3 separate regions of the Homo sapiens genome follow, and regions 1 and 2 are each linked to region 3. A link is a loop called in an ENCODE intact Hi-C map of the cell type or tissue named here. Cell type or tissue: IMR-90. All regions are shown on one strand.

What was found. Peaks named below come from ENCODE experiments on the same cell type or tissue, not always from the same donor. Only the 100,000 strongest peaks of a DNase experiment are listed, where the experiment ranks them.
Region 1: a loop joins it to region 3, with 7 times the contacts of the local background. A loop is called at or near these places in 12 of 110 quality-filtered maps.
Region 2: a loop joins it to region 3, with 13 times the contacts of the local background. A loop is called at or near these places in 109 of 110 quality-filtered maps.

The regions. Positions count from the first base shown.
Region 1 is chr7:87,232,253-87,240,252 of GRCh38, forward strand. No RefSeq gene overlaps it. Among named protein-coding and RNA genes, the nearest start is that of TMEM243, 17 kb to the left of the region's middle. In IMR-90, a CTCF peak has its summit at 4,807 (motif pointing left); a DNase peak (open chromatin) is centred at 2,919; H3K27me3 peaks cover 644 bases.
Region 2 is chr7:87,308,412-87,316,411 of GRCh38, forward strand. No RefSeq gene overlaps it. Among named protein-coding and RNA genes, the nearest start is that of TP53TG1, 33 kb to the right of the region's middle. In IMR-90, a CTCF peak has its summit at 4,047 (motif pointing right); a DNase peak (open chromatin) is centred at 4,080; H3K27ac peaks cover 254 bases.
Region 3 is chr7:87,413,801-87,421,800 of GRCh38, forward strand. It overlaps ABCB4 (ATP binding cassette subfamily B member 4), which reads right to left. Exons shown (of 28, transcript NM_000443.4): 19 at 6,198-6,275; 20 at 4,737-4,820; 21 at 3,512-3,715. Among named protein-coding and RNA genes, the nearest start is that of ABCB4, 58 kb to the right of the region's middle. In IMR-90, a CTCF peak has its summit at 3,087 (motif pointing left); DNase peaks (open chromatin) are centred at 481, 761 and 3,081; H3K27ac peaks cover 1,506 bases; H3K27me3 peaks cover 166 bases.

The sequences.
Region 1 (8,000 bases), 180 kb before region 3:
TTGTTAAAGCACAGCATGGAAAACTTTATCCAGAAACATCATGATTGGTATAGGGACTGCTACAATGGGGTCTTGCAGCAGCAGAGAGAGATTTGGCTCAACTCTGAATACAGAATAGGCAAGTGGGAATTTATAGCCAAGGAGTAAGGTGGGACTCAGTGCATGGAAAATTACTAAAAGGAAATATCAGATGGGCATTCTGGTTAAACCGGTGTCCTTGCTGAAGACACACCAGGGTGATCAGACATCACCTGGGGAATGATGGAGGATGAGGAACCCGATCAGCTACAGAGCATGATCAGATATGTAGGGGCTTTTAGCTATCCTGACCTAGCAGAGTTCTCTTCTACAACTGGATTTTACAAGGAAGTGCACAGATGAGCCTAGGAGAAGTGTCAGGAGCCTGACTAAAGTTTGGCCAAGCAGAGAATCTTTGTCAACTGCTCTGGATTGAATGTTTATGTCCTTCCCAAATTTATAAGTTGAAGCCCTATCCCCAATGTGATGGTATTTGAAAGTGGGGCCTTTAGGAGGTAATTAGATCATGAGGGTAGAACCTTCTTGAATGGGATTAGTACCCTTATAAGAAAATACATGAAAGATATTATCTCGGTCTCTCTCCCACATGAGGATAGAGCCAGAGGCAGCAATCTGCAAGCCAGGAATAAGTCCCTCACCAGAACCCAACCATACTGGTACCCTGATCTTGGACTTCCAGCTCCCAGAACTGTGAGGAATAAATGTTCATTGTTTAAGCCACCCGATTTATGTTATTTGTTATACCAGCCTGACCTGAGTAAGACAGTGAACGTATTTGGAGAGAAGGCTCTTTGCAGGTGTAGTTAACGATCTCGAGAGGAAATCATCTTGGATTGGGGTGGTCCCTAAGTCCAATGATTAGTGCCCTTTTAAGAGTAGGTGACCATATAGAGACACACAGAGAAGGCCATGTGAAAATGGGGTTGAGATTGGAGCATGGAAAGGATTATCCCTCAGAACTTCCTGAAGAAAACAACCATGACTACACTTTGATTTCAGACTTCTGACCTGCAGAACTGTGAGAGAATAAATAAATGTCTGTTGTTTGAAGCCACTAGTTTGTGGTAATTTGTTTCAGCAGCCCTAGGAAACTACAATTGTTCTACTGGGAACTGCTTTTCCCTTCATTAAAAATGTTTCAAGAATCTGTTAATGTTGACAAAGTTTTCTCCTGTTCACAGCCCCTAGAAAAACCACTTGTTCAAAAGTGAAAAGTGTTCTAAGAGAACGATTGCATACAGAATAGGAAACCTATCATCTGTATAGTATAAAACCTACCTATAAAATAAGAACACTGAATTTTTAATAGACCCCAGAACATTAGTGTCATACTTCAATGTCATCCTTAGACTATACACCTAAATCAAATTGCTACATTCATTCACTCACTCACCCTCTTGAAAGTCTTCTTTTGTATTCACCTTAGAACCTGTTGGCAAGTTACATGAGCAAGACAATTTCATTCATTTATAGTTACAACTCCAAGAATTATGATCCAATCTTTACTCTTAGAAAATTTAAGTTGCAGTGGCAGAAACAAATATTGAACTGGACCCCATTTTAAATTTAAAATATATGTATATTCCCAAAAGATGAAGAACTTTGTTGTTTTTTTTTTTTTTTTTTTTTGAGGCAGGGTCTCACTCTGTTGCCCAGGCTGCAGTGCAGTGATGAGATCACAACAGGCCTCGACCTTCCAGGCTCAGCTGATACTCCCACCTCAGCCTCTCAATTAGCTGGGATTACAGGCATGTGCCACCATGCCTAGCTAATTTTTTCTTTTTTTTTTAGAAACAGGGTTTTGCCATGTTGCCCAGGCTGGTCTCAAACTTCTGGGCTCAAGCGATCTACTTGTCTTGTCCTCCCAAAGTGCTGGGATTACAGGCATGAGCCGCTATACCAGGCCAAAACTTTCTTTATTTATTGTTTTTACACCCACCAAACTAGCGAAAATTAAAAGCCTAACAACAGCATGTTTTGGCAAAGATATAAAATATTAGAAAATCTCATACTTTGCTGGTGGTGTGGGTGTAACTGGAACACTACTTTAATCATCATATAGTTAAGTTTAAAATGCATTATCTCTTCCTCCAACAATTCTAAACCTAGGTGTATAGAAGAAACTTTCGCACAAATATACCAAGAGACTTGTGCAAGAAGCTGCAAGGGAACATTGTTTGTAACAACAAAAAGGTGGAAACAGCCCAAATGCCCATAAACAGATAGAACAAATAAATAGATGAAACATACTAATACAATAGAATATAGCAATGAAAATAAGCAAACCACAGTTATATATATCAACATACCAACAAGGGTAAATCACACAACCGTAATGGTGAACAACAACCAAAAAAGGAAGTTGCAGAATCTCATGGAGTTTGTAGCAGACACTGGCAATGCCTTGCTTGTATCCCATTGGACACTACCATTTCAGTGCAGGCCAATCCACCCTCCAACTGCCAGTAACTGCAACTCCTTGCCCAGGGGCTTCTCTTTGCTGAAATCACTCTGCCTGCATGCATGGAAGGCCAGAAGTGCCAGGGAATCACAGGTAATATGTGTAAATACCCCAGCTCCTTTACCCCATGGATGGGATAACTCTAAGGTATATATTCTGGTTCCAGAGCTCCTCCATGTGATTAAGATATAGTTGCCCACAGTGGTAACTTCTTTGATAGCAACCCTAAGCTGGCCTCCTTTCCTCCCCTATCTCAGTTCCCAGCTCCCCTACTGGGTTTTTGTGGCCCATTTCCCAAATCAACCACTTGCATTATAGTCCATATCTGAGGGTGTGCTTCTGACAAACAAAACTAAGACACTATGATTCTATTTGTATGTGGTTAGTAGAATGGCATTGCAGGCATACCTCAGAGATACTGAAGATTCAGTTCATGAATATTGCAGTAAAATGAGTCACACAAACATTTTGGTTTCCTAATGCATATAAAAGTTATGTTACACTATACAGTAGTCTGTTAAATGTGCAATAGCATTATATCTACAAATACAATGCACATACCTTGATTTTAAATTACTGTATTGCTAAAATATGCTATCATTTGAGCCGGTAGTGATCTTCAGTAATCTTTTTGCTTGTTATGCCTCAATGTTGATGGCTCCTGACTGATCAGGGTGGCGGTACTAAAGGTTAGGGCGGCACTAAAGTTTAGCACTTTCTAAAACTAAAACAATAATGAAGTTTGCCACATCAATTGACTTTCCCTTTTACAAAAGATTTCTCTGAAGCATGTGATGCTATCTGATAGCATTTTACCAATAGTAGAATGTCTTTCAAAACTGGAGTCAAACCTCTCAAACTCTGCCAATGCTTTATCAACTAAGTTTATGTAATATTTTAAATCCTTTGTTGTCATTTCAACAATGTTTATAGCATCTTCACCAGAAGTAGATTCTATCTCAAGAAACCACTTTGCTCATCCATAAGAAGCAACTCCCATTTATTGATCATGATATTGCATTAATTCAGTCACATCTTCCGATCCCCTTCTAGTTCTAGTTCTCTTGCTATTTCTACCATATCCGCAGTTATTTCCCCCACTGAAGTCTTGAACCCCTCCAAATCATTCATGAAGGTTGGAATCCACTTCTTCCAAACTCCTGTTAACGTTGATTTTTGGACCTCCTCCCAATGAATCACAAATATTCTTAATGGCATTTAAAATGATAAATCCATGCTGTCTTTCTGTGTGAGAAAAAATAATAAAATAGAATAAAATGATGAGTCCTTTCCAGCAGGGTTTTCATTGACTTTGCCCAGATCCACCAGAGGGATCACTATTTATGGCAGCTGTAGCCTTATAAAATGTATTTCTTAAATAATAATACTTGAAAGTCAAAAATATCCCTTAATCCATGGGCTGCAGAATGGATGTTGTGTTAGCAGCATCCATCCTGCAGCCCATGGATTGAGGTGTATTTTAATGAAAATAACATTCATCTCCTTGTATATCTCACCAGAAGTCTGTTTGACCAGGTTCATTGTCAATGAACATTAATATTTGGACAGGAGTCTCTTTTTCTAAGCTGTAGATCTCAACAGTGGGCTTAAAATATTCAGGAAACGATGCTGTAAACAGATTTACTGTCACTCTGGCTTTGTTGTTCCATTTATAGAGCAAAGGTAAAGTAGATTTTGCATAATTCTTAAGGGCCCTGGGGTTTTCAGAATGGTAAATGAGCATCAAAGTGAACTTATTATAAAATCACCAGTTGCATTAAAAAGGGAGTCAGCCTGTCCTTTACAGACTGAAGCTGCTGGCAGCAGGAGTCTGGGGCCTGACCCTAGGGTTTTGCCATTAATGTGATTACACAGTAATGCCTATCTCTTCCTGTCAACAGGCTTTCCAGTCCTGTGTCTTTCCCCCACTTATATCTCTTGCTTATTCATAGCTTCTATTTTCCCATAACCTCAACTTATTGAAACCTTTAGCTTATAAATGACCCATTATTACCATTCTAGCCTCTCCTTATCTCAAGGACTTTTACCTTTTGCCTACTCTGTCAACCACATAAAATCTTTCTGCATGTTCGATTTCAGATTCATGACACAGAGACTCTGATGGACCCTGACAGCCTCTTTATCAAAAAAGTTTTTTTGCATCAGGCGTTTTGATAGGTGATTGGTCAAGATAGAGACTGGCTACCCTGGTTGGACTGTGCCCTGCAAGGGTCAACATTCCTGCCCTTCCCAGTGGAGATCCCTTGGTATATTATGTGTCTGGCTAGAATTGTGGTGCCCTCTCGTGGACATTTTCAGTATTACAAGAGCCATAATTTTCTTCCAGGATTGTTTTCAAACTATGGGTACGTTAACTTAGGATGATGAAATCAACGAGCAGTTGACAACAATACATTTGGTCCAGAATTGTAATAATGAAATGGAAAGATATAAGAGTGCATCTCATTTATTAAGATTGAGTATTATTTTGGCCGGGCGCGGTGGCTCACGCCTGTAATCCCAGCACTTTGGGATGCCGAAGCGGGCCGATCACGAAGTCGAGAGATCGAGACTATCTTGGCTAACACGGTGAAACCCCGTCTTTACTAAAAATACAAAAAAAAAAAAATTAGCCGGGCGTGGTGGCGGGCGCCTGCAGTCCTGCTACTCGGGAGGCTGAGGCAGGAGAATGGCGTGAACCCCAGAGGCGGAGCTTGCAGTGAGCCGAGATCACGCCACCGCACTCCAGCCTGGGCAACAGAGCGAGACTCCGTCTCAAAACAAAACAAAAAACAAAAAACAAAGATTGAGTATTGTTTCATGAAATTTTGTTTTAGATGTATGTGTGTGTGTGTGTGTGCGCGAGTGCGTGCATATAAATGTATTTGGTGCAAAAGCAATTGCAGTTTAAAAAATGTCAAAAACCACAGTTGCTTTTGGACCAACCTAAATATGTGATATTCAAATATCATAACATAGGCATAACATAACATAGGCATATGTTATGCCTAATCTAATCTAATGTGGGTCAAATAACATAGGCATAGACACCCATTGTAAACAACTAACACAGCTATATTAGAGGGAACTAGCTATTCAGCCTTTAAAGGATGGCCAAGATTGAGATGTAAAATGTTTATTTTTTAATATAGGTCATGTCAAAAGAATTTGAAAGATACTGTTCTAGAATACAACTCAATATAGCTATATATCATACATTTTAATAATTACATAGTATTTGTATAATTTACTATAATTTAGGTAACCCAGTGGTTCTCTCTCCTTGTATAACACATTCCTACCAGTAAGAGAGGCTCTAGGTAATTTGGAAACACTCTCATGACACTTCTGTCTCCCATCTGACACCCACATTCTCTCTTTCTCTCTCTCACTCACACACACACACAAGTTGAGCATTACTAATTTTAACAATTTTCCTATCATTGGCTATTTAGATTAGAGAGTTTGGAGAGGGAATAGAATGAATGGTTAAGAATGTAGGCTCTAATGAACTCTTCCATTTACTGGGTGTGTGACCAGGTTACTTGATCTGTCAAATGGGGATGGTAATAGCCTCAATAGTACCTCCCTCATAGGGTTGTCTATGAGGTTTGAATGAATTAACTTATATAAAGTGCTCAGATCAATATATGGTAAATACTCAATTAAATGTTAGGTATTATCACTATTTAGGTTGTATCCAGTTTTTCACTATTGTAAGTAAAAATATTGATGCAATGAATATCTCTGTAGCAAAATCTTTGGAAAGCAGACTTTGTTAAGTCTACTTGTGAAAATAGAATTGCTAGGTATAATGATAAGTATATTTTTAAGGGGTTTTAAAATTTTTGCTAAATTATCCATCTGGAAGGACCCTTTACCACCAGTGATTGAAAGGCCAAACTCGGAGGAGGAGCCAAGATGGCCGAATAGGAACAGCTCCGGTCTACAGCTCCTAATGTGAGCGACACAGAAGACGAGTGATTTCTGCATTTCCATCTGAGCTTTGAAGAGAGCAGTGGTTCTCCCAGCACGCAGCTGGAGATCTGAGAACGGGCAGACTGCCTCCTCAAGTGGGTCCCTGACCCCTGACCCCCGAGCAGCCTAACTGGGAGGCACCCCCCAGCAGGGGCACACTGACACCTCACACGGCCGGCCGGGTACTCCAACAGACCTGCAGCTGAGGGTCCTGTCTGTTAGAAGGAAAACTAACAAACAGAAAGGACATCCACAACAAAAACCCATCTGTACATCACCATCATCAAAGACCAAAAGTAGATAAAACCACAAAGATGGGGAAAAAACAGAGCAGAAAAACTGGAAACTCTAAAAAGCAGAGCGCCTCTCTTCCTCCAAAGGAACGCAGTTCCTTATCAGCAACAGAACAAAGCTGGGCGGAGAATGACTTTGATGAGCTGAGAGAAGAAGGCTTCAGACGATCAAATTACTCCGAGCTATGGGAGGACATTCAAACCAAAGGCAAAGAAGTTGAAAACTTTGAAAAAAATTTAGAGGAATGTATAACTAGAATAACCAATACAGAGAAGTGCTTAAAGGAGCTGATGGAGCTGAAAACCAAGGCTCGAGAACTACGTGAAGAATGCAGAAGCCTCAGGAGCCGATGTGATAAACTGGAAGAAAGGGTATCAGTGATGGAAGTTGAAAGGAATGAAATGAAGCGAGAAGGGAAGTTTAGAGAAAAAAGAATAAAAAGAAACGAGCAAAGCCTCCAAGAAATATGGGACTATGTGAAAAGACCAAATCTACGTCTGATTGGTGTACCTGAAAGTGACGGGGAGAATGGAACCAAGTTGGAAAACACTCTGCAGGATATTATCCAGGAGAACTTCCCCAATCTAGCAAGGCAGGCCAACATTCAGATTCAGGAAATACAGAGAATGCCACAAAGATACTCCTCGAGAGGAGCAACACCAAGACACATAATTGTCAGATTCACCAAAGATGAAATGAAGGAAAAAATGTTAAGGGCAGCCAGAGAGAAAGGTCGGGTTACCCTCAAAGGGAAGCCCATCAGACTAACAGCAATTCTCTCAGTAGAAACTCTACAAGCCAGAAGAGAGTGGGGGCCAATATTCAACCTTCTTAAAGAAAAGAATTTTCAACCCAGAATTTCATATCCAGCCAAACCAAGCTTCATAAGTGAAGGAGAAATAAAATACTTTACAGACAAGCAAATGCTGAGAGATTTTGTCACCACCAGGCCTGCCCTAAAAGAGCTCCTGAAGGAAGCGCTAAACATGGAAAGGAACAACCGGTACCAGCCACTGCAAAATCATGCCAAAATGTAAAGACCATCGAGACTAGGAAGAAACTGCATCAACTAACGAGCAAAATAACCAGCTAACATCAAAATGACAGGATCAAATTCACACATAACAATATTAACTTTAAACGTAAATGGACTAAATGCTCCAATTAAAAGACACAGTCTGGCAAATTGGATAAAGAGTCAAGACCCATCAGTGTGCTGTATTCAGGA
Region 2 (8,000 bases), 110 kb before region 3:
TAATAAGAGCTATTTATGACAAGCTCACAGCCAATATCATACTGAATGGGCAACTGTTGGAAGCAGTCCCTTTGAAAACCAGCACAAGGCAAGGATGCCCTCTCTCACTACTCCTATTCAACATAGTATTGGAAGTTCTGGACAGGGCAATCAGGCAAGAGAAAGAAATAAAGCATATTCAAATAAGAAGAGAGGAAGTCAAATTTTCTCTGTTTGCAGATGACATGATTGTATATTTACAAAACCCCATCGTCTCAGTCAAAAATCTCCTTAAGCTGATAAACAACTTCAGCAAAGTCTCAGGATACAAAATCAAAGTGCAAAAATCACAAGCATTCCTATACACCAATAACACACAAACAGAGAACCAAATCATGGGTGAACTCCCATTTACAATTGCTACAAAGAGAATAAAATAGTTAGGAATACAACTTTCAAAGGATGTGAAGGACCTCTTCAGGGAGAACTACAAACCATTGCTCAAGGAAATAAGAGAGGACACAAACAAATATAAAAACATTCCATGCTTATGGATAGGAAGAATCAATATCGTGAAAATGGCCATACTGCCCACAGTAATTTATAGATTCAATGCTATCCCCATTAAGCTACCACTGACTTTCTTCACAAAATTGGAAAAAACTACTTTAAACTTCATATGGAACCAAAAAAGAGCCCGCATAGCCAAGACCATCCTAAGCAAAAAGAACAAAGCTGGAGGCATTATGCCACCTGACTTCCAACTATACTACAAGGCTAAAGTAACGAAAACAGCATGGTACTGGTACCAAAACAGACATATAGACCAATGGAACAGAACAGAGGCCTCAGAAATAATGCCACACAGCTACAACCATCCGATCTTTAACAAACCTGACAAAAGCAATGGGGAAAGGATTCCCTATTTAATAAATGGTGTGGAGAAAACTGGCTAGCCATATGCAGAAAACTGAAACTGGACCTTTTCCTTACACCTTATACAAAAATTAACTCAAGATGGATTAAAGAATAAAACATAAGATGTAAAACCATAAAAACCGTAGAAGAAAACGTAGGCAATACCATTCAGGACATAGGCATGGGCAAAGACTTCATGACTAAAACACCAAAAGCAATAGCAACAAAAGCCAAAATTGACAAATGGGACCTAATTATACTAAAGAGTTTCTACACAGCAAAAGAAACTATCATCAGAGTGAACAGGCAACCTACAGAATGGAAGAAAATGTTTGTAATCTATCCATCTAACAAAGGGCTAATATCCAGAATCTGCAAGGAACTTAAACAAATTTACAAGAAAACAAACAACCCCATCAAAACCTGGGCGAAGGATATGAACAGACACTTCTCAAAATAAGACATTTATGCAGCCAACAAACATGAAAAAAACTCATCATCACTGGTCATTAGATAAATGCCAATCATACCACAATGAGATACTATCTCATGCCAGTTAGAATGGCAATCATTAACAAGTCAGGAAACAACAGATGCTGGAGAGGATGTGGAGAAATAGGAATGCTTTTACACTCATGCTGGGATTGTAAATTAGTTCAACTATTGTGGAAGACAGGGATTTAGATCAAGGATCCAGAACCAGAAATAAATTTGACCCAGAATTCCATAACTGGGTATATATCCAAAGGATTATAAATCATTCTACTATAAAGACACATGCACACGTATGTTTACTGCAGCACTGTTCACAATAGCAAAGACTTGGAACCAACTCAAATGCCCGTCAATGATCGACTGGATAAAGAAAATGTGGCACATATACACTATGGAATACTATGCAGCTGTAGAGAAGGATGAGTTCATGTCCTTTGCAGGGACATGGATGAAGCTGGAAACCATCATTCTCAGCAAACTAACACAGGAACAGAAAACCAAATATCTCATGATCTCACTCGTAAGTGGGAGTTGAACAATGAGAACACATGGACACAGGGAGGGGAACATCACACACCAGGGCCTGTCAGGGGGTGGGGGCCAGGGGAGGGATAGCATTAGGATAAATACCTAATGTAGACGATGGGTTGATGGGTTCAGCAAACCACCATGGCACGTGTATACCTATGTAACAAAACGGCACGTTCTACATATGTATCTTGGAACTTAAAGTATAATAATAAAAAAAAAAAGAAAAAAAAAGAAAGCCGCCTTCTACCTTTTACAAAATAAGGATTCCAGGAAAAGGCAGTAATTTATTCCAAGCTAGACTCCCCTTGTAATTATAACTCAGATGTCTACCCTTTTTCCCAGTTTTCTCTAATGTGTATGCATAAGCAGATCTGCATTATAGTGTCACAGTCCTCTTGGCTTGAGCACACTGTGGGATCAGATGGTTTTCCCCACTGCTCTTACTGGGTCACTGCTGGCTGCACTTCTCACCATGCATTAAATAGTCCACTTAACCAGCTAATATCCCTTCTCTGTTGGAGCTAGGGATAAAATGAGGAATTCCAGCCTCTCCTTCCCTAACCTTCTGATTCCTTCCGTCTCATTGAGGCACGTTTTCTTTGAAGGTTAGGGAAATTTTCAAAGGGATTAACACCATGGAAACAGGGACAAAGTCCTTTCTAACTGGGACTTTGCCAGAGTCCTGCAGGTACAGCATCAGAGCCTGGAGGGCCCTTCTCTTATGTATCCCCCAACCCAAAGAGCCTGGTCCATGGTCTTTCCAGATCAATCCCAACCATTTCCCTCAAGCAGCCAGCCCCTACCCACAGGGAACAGTCATAAGTCCTGAATCCATTCTCATTCCAACTGTGTACTTCACCCAAGTCTGCGTCATTCAGTCTGGAGGGGTCCCAGGGATGCGGCTAGGCTTTTAGCAATGCTGTACTCAGCTTGTACTGCAGGAGCAGGCAACTATCACTGCTGCTCTTGGTATTGAGGACTACTATGGTCTTGTGTCCTGACTTGCTTCTCAATATTATCTCCAGTATAACCTGTTGGCTTATCATCATGTTGTTTAAGCATGAGACCTATTAGAATAAGCACATGCATATTTCTCATAGACAGTTATTGCACTTTTTGGAGAAGAGATTAAACAAGAAAATATTTCTTTAATGTTATGAGTTGAATTGTGTCTCCCGCAAAACTCATATATGAAAGTCCTAACCCCCAGTACCTCCAAATGTTACTTTATTTGGAATATATCTGTCATTGCAGATATACTTAGATGAGATGAGGTCATACTAGAGTAGGGTGGGCCCTTAATCCAATATGACTGGTGTCTTTATAAAAGAATGCCATGACTGAGACAGACACACACAGGGAGGATGAAGGCAAAAATCTGTACAAGCCAAGAAACACCAAAGATTTCCAGAAAACCACTAGAAATTGGCAAAGAGACATAGAACAGGCTCTTCTGCACAGCCCTCTGAGGGAAAAACCCTATTGACACCTTAATCTGGGGCTTCTAGCCTCCAGGACTGTCAGACAAGACATTTCTACTGTTTAAGCCACCTAGTTTGTGGTACTTTGTAATGGCAGCCCTAGAAAACTAACACACTTAAGTGTCCATACACTGCTTTTCTCCTCTGAAATTAGGAATTCCATTATTGTGTTTGTGTTCTCCACGCCCCTCCATTCCACCCCCAGCCACCATTGCCTTGGGGCCCACCAGAATAACATGAGATGAAATGCCTTTTAACAACTGGTTTGTTACCTGTATCACCCAAAATGAGCTCTGGACTGATCATTGTTGCAAAGATTCCATTGACTTTTTGGTCATATGAAGTTTTCTTTTGGGTGGGACATGGAGTGAAGAGTGGGGAGGATGTGGCCAATATTTCTAATAATGTTAGATGATCTTGGTACTTTAGGCTGCTTTGTTTTTTTTCTAAAAGGCCAATGGCCAGCCAGGAATGATGTGTAAAGTCAGCAATGGAAATTATTAACTGTCTAGCCAACACTGTCACCTATCTTTGACCTTTTTGATGGAACCGAACTTGGGTCAGTGGAGTTGATTGAGATCTCTTGAAGAGGGCCTCCTAGCAGAGGAGCCCTCTAGCATGCAGTACTCCATGTGTGCCAGAAGGTGTCGCTCCATCACAGCTGGTACTGGAAAGAAAGCCCTGCTCCTCACTAAATCCATTTCTTTTAAATCTAAGACCAAGTAGTTAGTCAGCTGTGGCCAATTGTGTATTTTCCTCATGTCATTACCCAGAGAAGATATGATCAGCTATTCAAATTATGATTAAATTATTGAGGTCATTTTAAAATTAATTTATCTTACAGTCAGGTATTTTAAGATTCTTAGTAAAGTGTGTGTTTATGCTAGGAACTTTTCAAAGTGGGAGTGGGGGGCAATGTATGTCTTGCTTTCTTTCAGGATAAAGTTGTTCTAGAGATCTAGTTTCCAAGAAGAAATCTGTCAAAATGTTTTGAAAAAGTAAAGCCAACACTTGGCATTTAAGGGACTGCTTCAGAGACTGGAGCCATGGAGATTGACTGCCTTCATTCACTAGGTGATCTGATGGGGGAGGACAATAGTGCACAGAGGTAGGCAGGAAACAGGCTCTAAAGGTATATTTGACTGCTCTCTAGGTATATGGCACACCTTTCCTTAGATTATTCTCTTCCACTGGGGGAAAATGATCATAATGAATGGCCTTCATAAATACAGAGTTATACGTGCAGAAAGAAAAACACACCTCCTCAACCCAGCCCTTCTGGGGTGGGCTCTGGACAGACAGAAGTTAATTCTTTAAACTGCTCATCTACTGCTTATAAAGACTAATCTCCAAGAATTTCATTTTGTTCAAAGTAAAGGCAAACTGACAATCAGTGCTTCTGCTTGGAGTTTATGTTGCTAAAAAGCAGCCATCAGATTTATACTACCTATTGTTGGAAAGACACTCTAATGGGTCTGATTTTAAATATATATATATATATAAACAATAGGTTTCTGGTTAAGGCCTGGAAACAGAAAATCAACAAAGAAGAATGGATCTTGATCTGCAAAGTGAAGCACTCTCTCAGTTGAGGGAAGAGAAAGATGCTGGAGAGGTTGAACTTGGAGAAATGGTTCTCATTCCTCATATGAACTTAGACTCTTCCATCTCTGATTGTTTATCCTTAAAGGGTGTATATGTGGGGCTGGGAGAAGACATCCATTAGGAGCTTGCAGGAAGGATGAGGAAGAGACACAACCTCATTTCATACCTGTAGAGATTTCTCAAAGGATACCAGGAGACTTGGAGTGTCAAAGTCCCAGTGGGGCCAATCTGGCAAAGCTCCTCTCCTCGCTCTATGTTAAGATTTGGGAAATTGTTTATGGCAAATTATTGTCTTAAGATGCCTGTTGGAGAAGGGATGGGAAATACATTTATCTCTGTTAAGGGGTTTCCTGAAGGATAGGGTTTGATTTCTACTGTGCGATACTGAAGAAACTCCATTTATTCTCTTTCTGAAGAGAGTGGACACCAAGACCTTTCTGAAGAAGGTAGTAAGTGCCACCTACCCTTTTGCTGAAGGGAGATGGATTGTGTCCAGGGAAAGCCTTAACTATTTTTTAAAAATCTATAATGAGAACATTTATAATTAATATACAACTTAAGTTTATTTCCCCCTATATTGACATTTCCTATAGTCACTCATGGCTCTTTAGTAAAGTTGGTTACAGATTACACAAACAGTCTTTTGTTGGTTATATTATCATTGCCTCTGAAATTCTGACCACCCCAGAAATGAAGCACTATAAAAGGACAAGTGGAGATCAGATAGCAGCTCTAGTACTAAAAAACTGACCCAGGCCAGGTGTGGTGGCTCATGCCTGTAATCCCAGCACTTTGAGAGGCTGAGGCGGGTGGATCACTTGAGGTTGGGAGTTCGAGACCAGCCTGACCAACATGGAAAAACCCCATCTCTACCAAAAATACAAAATTAGACAGGAGTGGTGGCTCACACCTGTAATCCCAGCTACTTGGGAGGCTGAGGCAGGAGAATCACTTGAACCCAGGAGGGGGAGGTTGCAGTGAGCCAAGATCGTGCCATTGCACTCCAGACTAGGCTACAAGGGTGAAACTCCATCTCAAAAAACAAAAACAAAAACTGACCTTGAGGCTGGGCACGGTGGCTCACACCTGTAATCCCAGCACTTTGAGAGGCCAAGGCATATATATATATATAAACTCCTGAGGCCAGGAGTTCGATACCAGCCTGGCCAACATGGTGAAACTCTGCCTCTACTAAAAATGCAAAAATTACCCGGGCATGGTGGCAGGCACCTATAATCCCAGCTACTTGGGAGGCTGAGGCAGGAGAATTGCTTGAACCCAGGAGGTCAAGGTTACAGTGAGCCCAGATCGTGCCACTACACTCAAGCCTGGGCAACAGAGTGAGACTACATCAAAAAATAAAATAAAATAAAATAAAGAAAGAAAGAAAGGAAGGGAGAAAGTAAAGAAAAGAAAAGACAACCTGGATAATGGGATTGTCTGGAAGGGCCCACTCAAACCATAGATTCATGAGAAATAATGACTTGCTCTGGTAAGCCACTAAGTGTAGGGTAGTTTGTTATGCAGCAAAAGGTAACTAAACAGTTTGGGAGGGGGCCACGGTGGGGAGCTGAGGAGACAGCTCTTGGGCTATATAAAGCTTGTTATGAAGAGCAATAGGTCTGGGGTGGGCCTGCTCTATATTCATCTAAAATATCCTCTTTGGCAGGACAATATGAAGAAATTCTGGTATTATTGGCTTGGGTTGACCCTGGGTCCAGTGAATTGTTAGGATCATGACAATTTCCATCCTTCCTTGTCATCATTCCTGGCAAGATGGGTGACAACTGTCCCTTTTATAAAAGGGGTCTCTCACTTATCTCCTCTGTAGTCATTCATTTTTAACTCTACTTATCATATATGGTCGCAAATAAGCTTTGAAGTTCATACAATTGAGAACTTAACGTTGAGTCAAGCTCTGCTGCTTTCAAGAGTCAGATGTACCTTGCCTGGAACCTCAATTCTCACTGGTTTTGTATGTAGATAGTCAGTGAGGCTAATGCTGTGTTTACACTGGTGTAAATGAATGCTGATTCTAATAATTTTATCAGTTTAGAAAACATAACTTGTATTGGCCAGGCGTGGTGGCTCATGCCTGTAATCCCAGCACTTTGGGAGGCTAAGGTGGGTGGATTGCCTGAGCTCAGGAGTTCGAGACCAGCCTGGGCAACACAGTGAAACCCCGTCTCTACTAATATACAAAAATTAGCCGGGCATGATGGTGGATGCCTATAGTCTCAGCTACTCGGGAGGCTGAGGCAGGAGAATTGCTTGAACCCGGGAGGTGGAGGTTGCAGTGAGCCAAGATTGTGCCACTGCATTGCAGTCTGGGTGATAGAGCAAGACTCCATCTCCAAAACAACAACAACAACAACATACCATGTATCTCACTATGCATCTTACTACAACCCGCCAGTAAGTATCATTATCCCTATTTCCCAGAAGAAGATGCTGAATTTAAATAAAGGATTCCAGATTTTCCATTACTCAACATTATTTTTCATTTAGAAGCTCATTTATAAGCACTTCTAAATGTCAGTTCTATAACTTAGATAGGTATCTGGTTTCTGAAAACGAAATTTTGGGTTGAAATGTTTCAGGGAATTTTTTGTTTTATTGGCTGAAAGTGTGGCTTTAAAAAGGCAAATCGGCACCTTTCTCACAATCATAATATTGCAATTATTTTACATATATATGCACACACGTGTACACATGTATGTACATGTATACACACATACACACACAAAATCTGTAGCAGTTCTGAAAATATAGAAAGGTTTTGTTAGTGGACCATATGGGGCAGTGAATCTGCAGAAGTTGGTTAAATTATTTCAGCAGGCTTCCCTCACTAGGCATAATGGACTCAATAAAAGGAAGCGTTGCTGCCACAGATATGAGTCCCCTGCCCAGCTGGAAGTGCCACCTACCCTTTTGCTGCAGGCCATTCACTCCACGGAAAGTCCACCTACTCCCCTTGCCTGCCCAGTAACT
Region 3 (8,000 bases):
GTATCCTGAAGGTTACGTTGATAGGCTTTAATTTCCTTTAAATTAAAAACCAAAGGCATAATCTGTTCAAGACTAGCTTTATGACAAAACTGGTACTTCTGGCTGTGCTAAGTATGGTAGGCAAGTCTTTGTATGCTCAGGAAGGCTGATCAGCTAAGGGCAAGAACTGTGGCCTGGGAACCAAGGGCCTGGTTCTATTCCCAGCCTGCCACCAGGCAGTTACATGACTGGCCTTAGTCACAACCCCTTTGTGGCCTGGCTTTCTTCACAAGGCAGAGTCCTAAAAGAAAGGATTAGGCTGTGATTTCTAAGGGCCTATTGGAGCTGCCAATTATTTCCTCCCTGAGTATAACTTCTTATAAAAGCTGTCCACCCACAATGGGAAGGAGATCCCAATTGTCAACAACATGAGCATGCTTTAAATCCGTGATTAAATCAGAGTCAGACATCTGACTAATCTGGGTCAATCAGATTTGGTTTCCTGGCCCTGGACACAAGTTTGAACCGTGAGGCCCTGGGGCTTCAGAGGCTGATGTCACATTGGGTATGTGTAAGAAGCTGGTCTGAATATACAGCATCCGAGGAATGGAATAGATGTATAGGAAGACTCAGATATTAGAGCCTGTGGCTGTAAGAGCCAGTTACACACAAACTGCCTGTATTTCTTGCACTTTGGAGTGTCCTTATATCAAATCGCTTTTACCCAAACCAGCCAGAGCAGTTCTCTGATTCTTACAGCCAAACCACCCTTGACAAATGTTGATTGTCTGTGACTTAGCTATTTAGTCTAAATCTTAGTTCTGTAGTTGAGTCATCTAAACCAACAGCACATGGAGCATAAGATCTTAATTTTAGGTTTTTAACAGCTTTAAGACTTTTTTTTTTACCTCAGTTCTTAGCTTCTGCAATGAGCTGAAAGGAAGATATGTGATGCTTGAGACTGAATAACCATAGATTTTTCATTTGTAATAAAGATATAACAGATAGCAATTACAAGAATAGAGAAAAATTACTGAGCTTTTACTATGTCCAAGTATTACCTCATTCACCAATATGATCTCATTTAGCCTCACAACCTTGAAAGGGAAATAGTATTCCTATTTACACAGATGAGAGAACCGAGGCACAGAGAAGTTAACTGAATTGCCTTAAGTTCTAAAGTTAATAAGTAGCAAAGCAAGAATTCCAACTGAGACTATCTGATGTGGAGTCCATGTTCCTAAGCCATAATGCTATTCTGCTACCCCTGCTGTGTAATTTACACAAGGAGAAACCAGTAATGACTTGACACTCCTCTTGACATTCTAGTCATGGATCAACTCCCTTACGGGTTAGCTGTGGCACAGAGGGCCCTTAATCTCAGTGACCAGACAAGCCCTGGGTCAAGATGGTTATGAGGCAGTCTTCCCTCCCCACTCCCTGCCCAGTAACCAACACCCTCACTACCAAGCCCTTTTTGGAAAATTGGGATGGGAATACCTCAAACCCTGTTGTACTTTAATGATGATGAAACTGTACCCAGGTAAATGAGAGTGTTTCTTTTTAAATAGTGATTTGGGGTTTTTCTAGAACCTTCTTTCCGACTCTTAAGCAAGTGCTGACTGAGTAAACAATATTAAACTATGATTGAACTGCTGATATTAACATTTAAAACATTTTTAATCTTTCATATTTAAAATCTTTCATATTTCATATTTAATCTTTCATATTTCATAACCCTATTAGGTTAAAGTAGCTACTAAAAAAATTTAAACTGGCCAGTCTGAGTTATTCAATCTCTGATGCTTAGAATAACAGGGTTTTAGCTGGAAGGAACTTGGGGCAGTATCTGGTACAATTTCTCATTTTACTAAGGTAGGACATGAGGACTAGAGAAGTTGGGGATCTTCTCCAGCCTCACACACTGTGAATAGCAAGACCAAAGCTAATAACCCAAGATTTTGTTTTGTTTCAATACTGCTCAATTCTACCTGCTCTACTCTGACAAAATTCTAACAATTAATGGAGCTAAGACTATTAACTAGATTCAAGATGTTTTCTATCATGTAACTTGTCTAAGAAAAGTTTATTTTCATTCCATCCAACTGACCATTCTCCCATATGAAATGTGGAAAGAAGCAGGATTGAGGGGCAGGGGAGGAAACAGAGCTACACAGTGTTTCTTCAGCAGTTAGTTGAGACACTCAGAAGTCAAGGAAATGATGCCCTAAAGTACCCACAGCCAGCAGCCAAGAGAATCTTCAAGAACTCTAGACACCCAGGGGTTCCCAAGTCCTGGGAACCACATATTGTCCTAGCAAGCTCCAAGTCTTGGAGAGGATGCAGCGTGAAAATGAGGAGAGTGAATTCTGATGGAAACCTGGAGATACTATTATACCTAACGCTGCATGCAGCGGCAGCTGATGCTGATTACAAGAGGACAAGAAAGGATTTCACCAGACATAATTGGTTTAGTGGAAACATGGTTAGTCCGAATGTTAATCTTCCCTCTTAATATGGTGCCTCTGAAGCTAGTCACTCACCCAGTCTCTGACGCCTTCTTCCCTATAGAGATACTGTCTGTTCCACTTCTCATAACTAGTTAAGGTCAGTTGCAGTAATGCTTGTAAAAGGGCTTTGTAAAGTGCAATGCTATAAAACCTATATCACAATTTATATTTATTATCTGCTTCACTTCCTCATGTTTCAATAAAGGATAATAATTACATAAATAAGACTAAGAATGTTCATGGTTATAATCTACATGTGAACATTTCAGTGCATGTACTTGTAAATAAAATGTTTATGTGTAGATTTAGACACTTAAACACATATAAAGAGACCATATAGTAGAGGTAAGAGCTTTGAAACTAGACCTGAACTTAAATCCCAGCCAAATCTCTAACTTCTGTTTGAATCTCAGGTTCTGTATTTCTGAAATTGGGATAACAATAGTGCCTGCCTTATAGGATTATTGTGAAGATGTAATAAATTGGTGCATATAAATATGTAGCACAATAACTGGCACGTAGTAAGGCTCAAGTAAATGTTAAGCCCAATTGCCATTATAGTGAGAACCACAAAATTGAGGCATTACTGCCATCTGGTGGCTGCCATCTTAATTATAGAAATCACAGCCAAAAAGAAGAGGATCTCTTAAATGCCAGCACATGTCCGACCCTGAACAATTCACTTACAGTCTTCTGCATGAAGGTTTGTGAAACAGGGATGACATTTGTCCAAACAGTAGCATTTGGACATGAAGTAAAATGAAATGCACTTTGAATATTCAGAAGTTCTTTATCATAACTATGTTAAGTGCTTTCTATAGGCTCAACGTTTTATGTTAATCACCTTATATTTAAGTTCTAGACATTAATACAGTAAAATATTTCATACACAATTGACAATTATTAGTTGTAGTGGGCACAAACATTTAATTATTAAAGCCTGCATATCATGATAAATAATTCAAATAAAACACATGTCTAAAAACAACACTTAACACCAATTGAAATCTTATTTGACCTACCTTTCCAGCAGCTTCCAGTTCTTTTTTATCTCTTTTGGCATTTCCAGCCAACAATTTCATTTCAACAATTCCTGACACAGCAATAATTGGAACAACTGCTAATAGCAATAGGGTTAACTGCCAACCGTAGATAAATGATATGATAATACCAGTTCCAAGGTTAGCTATATTCTGTGCAATTAAAGCCAACCTGGTTCCTGTGGCCTGGGAGAGAAAAAGCACAAAGCAACTGTAGTTTTAAGCTCCAAATGCATGCGCTCCAGCCTTAGCCTCTTGGTCAGAATGATGAGTGGGTTCTATGCCTGAGCTACATTGGCTTACTTTCATTACAATAAACCCACAACACCTGTGCTTAACTCATGAGGCTCTGCAGACATTTCTTCATTGTGCCTTTACACTCTCATTCCTCTCCTGCCCACCTGAACCAACATTCTAGAACCAAGTAATCAACTTCTCTGCTTTGTGGATGGGCACTGGGGGTGCATGTATTTTTTCATAGATGCAATGTTCAAAGAGGAAACTAACTCCAATGTACCTGGGTAATTTTAAAGACCATTTAATTCAAAAGTGTAAAAGGGAAAGAGACCATCTGTTGTTACAAAGGGTACGTGTCCTAAGAGACATCCACCACAAAGCACATATAAGGATGAATTAGTGTTGTACCACTCAGAAAACAAAGGTGGCTGTAGCAACATTGCAGTCAGCTCTCTGCATCCATTCCTCCTTCTCCTGTTGTGTGGAAGCAGTGAGCTGCAAAGTAACCCACCTCAGCTAAAGGGGTGGGGGACGTAGGCCACTCAGAACACCACCATCCCCTGGAGACAGTGGTTCAGGGTGGGGCATGTGACCCAAATTAGCCCAAATTAGATTTCAGCAAAGGGTTTTTGTTTGGTGGTTGAGGTAGAGGTGTGTGCTCTCTTTCACTGGATGGGAAATAAGGAAGCCTGTAGTTCTAATTACTATTAGCAGCCATCCTGTGACTGCAGGGAATCAGCCTTGGGATAAAGCCAAAGCCAATGAGGGAACCTGGATTCTGGATTAAATCTGGAGGGGGCAGTGGGTCAATCAACCTTGAAGTTTAATCTTCTGCTTATTGTTTACAGCAGTTTTGATTTGAGCTTTCTGCTATTTCTAGCTGGAAGCATCTTAACAAGTGTGGGTATGCTACATGCTTATCTAAAACCATGTTATGTAAAAAACTACAAGTAGAGTGCAGTCTACCTACTCCTTGGACTTGGGCAGCATCTGTGGCAAGTCTTGTAGAAAGTGCACCAGTACTGTTTTTATGGTCATCAAACCAGCTCATGTCCTATGGCATAAAATACACGTTTATGTTAGTTCAAAATTAAAACAAGCAAAGAAAACCAGACAAAGCCTCCCAAAGCTCCAATGCTGAGGAAATTTAGGGGAGACCTCATATGCAGTGTAGAGTCCCTGGCCTTGCTCTGAGCACACACCCCCAGAATCTAGCAGAACCCAGCTTCCTGACTGCTCTGTGGTAGCAGGGAGGGCATCTCTGGTCTAGGGGGGCAGGGCTCACCCAGATGGCTGCCATGCTCCTTGCCAGCTCCTCCCAAGGCTGGGAGGCTGGTAGGCATTCCATTCACCCAATCATCAGGTCTTTCACTATGGACACTTCTGCCCTGATATGGTGTTGTCTCTCATAAAGGGTGGTGGAGCTGTCTTGGACATGTTGTTCTGATAGATTCTAGGCAGGAGAAAATAAGCACTGGTTTCTCACCAAGCTTTTGTTTGATTTTTTGTTAAACACTGATTGAAAGTGTGTCTGATCTCCAGTTAGCCACAGGGATAAAAAAAGAAGCATGTCTGAGACTTAATTTTAATTGTAAGCTACTCATCCATGGCATCTTTTACCTTCACATAAAATAATTTTTCCTGCATAGCAAGAGTTTAGGAGATACTGAAATAGGATTTGTAGACAGATTTAATCAGAATATACTACCTACTATGTGCCCATTTGTGAACAGAAATGTAATCAGTTCCTGTCAATTGAATGGATAATATTCTGGCCCTCTCTTAGGCATTTTCTATAAAAATAGATAATTCATGTTTGCATATTTTCCTATGTCAGGCACTAGAATGTGAACTTACGAGGAGAGCAAATAATGGATTATACAGTACCAGCCACCAGCACAGTGTCTGGTACATGATAAGTAATGTTTGAATAAACAAACAAGTGAATTAATGTGAAAATAGACCTCAAATAAGAAATAAACAAAACTCAATTATTAACATTTGAGGATACCTACAGTTAGTATGGTAGATTGTGGTACATGAGATTAAATGCTATCAACTAGGTTTTTCTTGGTTTAAAGACATCCTGGAGTCTCAATGGACTCACCAGGGCCTGCACAGGATCCAGAAAAGAGATACAGGTCTTCGAAATGATAGTGTCTACATGGAGAGAGATATTTACAGAATAAGCCAAAGCTACCCAAATAAAGCCTATTTCTATGAAAAAAAACAAAAACAAAAAAAAAACAAAAAAAACATGAGAAGTCTTTAGCTCTTGAAGGACCAGGACAATTTGCAGGACTCTGCCCCATCCTTGCGTGAATACCCTGGGGGGAAAACATGCATATCGACATAACAATAAGAACAGTAAGAAGCTTAATATGGAAGAAATGTGAAAGATCAGAAGGCATTCTCCAGCGCACACTCCTACCTGTCTTAGCATTGCTTTAAAAGCCATTGACCGCAGTCTTCTGGTGAGGATCTCGCCAGCTTTCCCAAACGTGAAACCCTGGTTGAGAAAAAAGGCTATGGTCTCTTTTGATCTTTATGTATGTAATTGCACCAGACCAATCATGTTCAACTTTTATGTAGCAAAGTTATGAGTTGTTTTACAGTTGCCACGGATCCTCAAGTCATGTTAATAACCTGAGCAGCCCCAGATGAATCAAGCATGCAACCATAGCAGGAACCTAAGTGCTCCGAAACAAGAATCAGGGACTGAATTAAGAAGCAGACACCACATGGCAGGATGCAGGATTCAATCAGATTGAGCTCTGACACCACCCCATGGCAGGATCCAGTCAGATGGTGCTTCCCGGCATCACTTCATTGCAAGATCCAATCAGATCACACTTCATTACCATACGCTTATAAAACCTGACCCAGCCTCCAGCTTGGGGAGATACTGCTTTGGGAACTAAGCTCTGTGAGCTTCTCACTTGTGACAAGTTATAAAATTCCTTTGCTAAATCCTCCTTGATGTGGTCATTGGGTTGAAACCCACCAAGTGACCAAACCTGCCCGTTGTGTGGGTAACAGTTGCTAGTATTCTGACACAGGTGCCTATATTCACATTGATTTTACATTATTTGTATGTTAACTATTTAAATAACAAAAGTCCAGGACCAAATACGAATTCAAAGCCCCCACGTCAAATTCATGTACTGCAAAATCATCAGTATGCATTACAATCAAAGGCCAAAAATCTTAAAGGTGTCCAGTTCTGGCTTCTAAACCATTCTAAATAGGTTTATTTTTCAAAACTTTGAAGGACAACATCTCAGTGACAAAGATACTGTGTTTAACTACAAAATTCAGTGTGTTCCTACTACTTCCAATAAACCAGTTAAATACAGAAGTAACAAAGTCCTACACACGAATTCATTTTGGCTCATGCAGTGTAAAGGAAGGATGACCTTAGAAACAAGATCCAAATGAGTATGCTGGTTCCTGGTCACAGCTCCACCTGCACTCAGATTGGGGAACAATCAGGGTACTCTTCCTTCCCCAGCCTCTTTGGGACAATTTCCTACTTTCTAATTACCACATCCAAACTGGAGAGGAGTCCAGATATCCAGAAGTGGGCTTACTTCTGGGACGTGTGAGTCTCCAGCCACAGTGTGAGTGTTGGGGTAGCCGTGCCGAGGGCACACGGGGGAGTGCACATCAGAACTGTTTACTAAGCCAGGGGGATAGATGATCAGTGCACCCAGTGAATCGGCCCCAGGTGTTCCTTGTCCAGGACCAGACTGCCCTCCCCCTCCATTTGCTGGCGGATTGCTACAGGTTCTATGCATCAGCCCACTGTTCCTGCGGCCCCTGAAACACATTTTCTAGCTGCACTCCCTAGCATGCCAGGGACTGGGGCTGGATCAAATCATTGAGTTGTGTCTAGTAGGGCAATGATTTCTAAATAAAAAACTTGGTTTACTTTGCCATTGGTTCAACAATAATAAAAGAGAAGCATGCTGGCATGACTAGGAAACACTATTTTGCTGACTTGATGGATTGTATTATATTCGAAAGGCCTATGTGGTGCCCACTGGGTTAAAGAGACAAAAGAAATTACAGAGAAGTCTAACTGGGTAGAAAAGTACAATTAGAGAGTTTGACTAGTTTATTTTGGCCAGGTCTACAACGTTAGAATGCAAAATATTATGTTCTTTCAAATAGTTCATCAATTAAGTAGGAAAAGATCAGAGAAGTTACTTGATATTCTATAAAGAGTAACAAC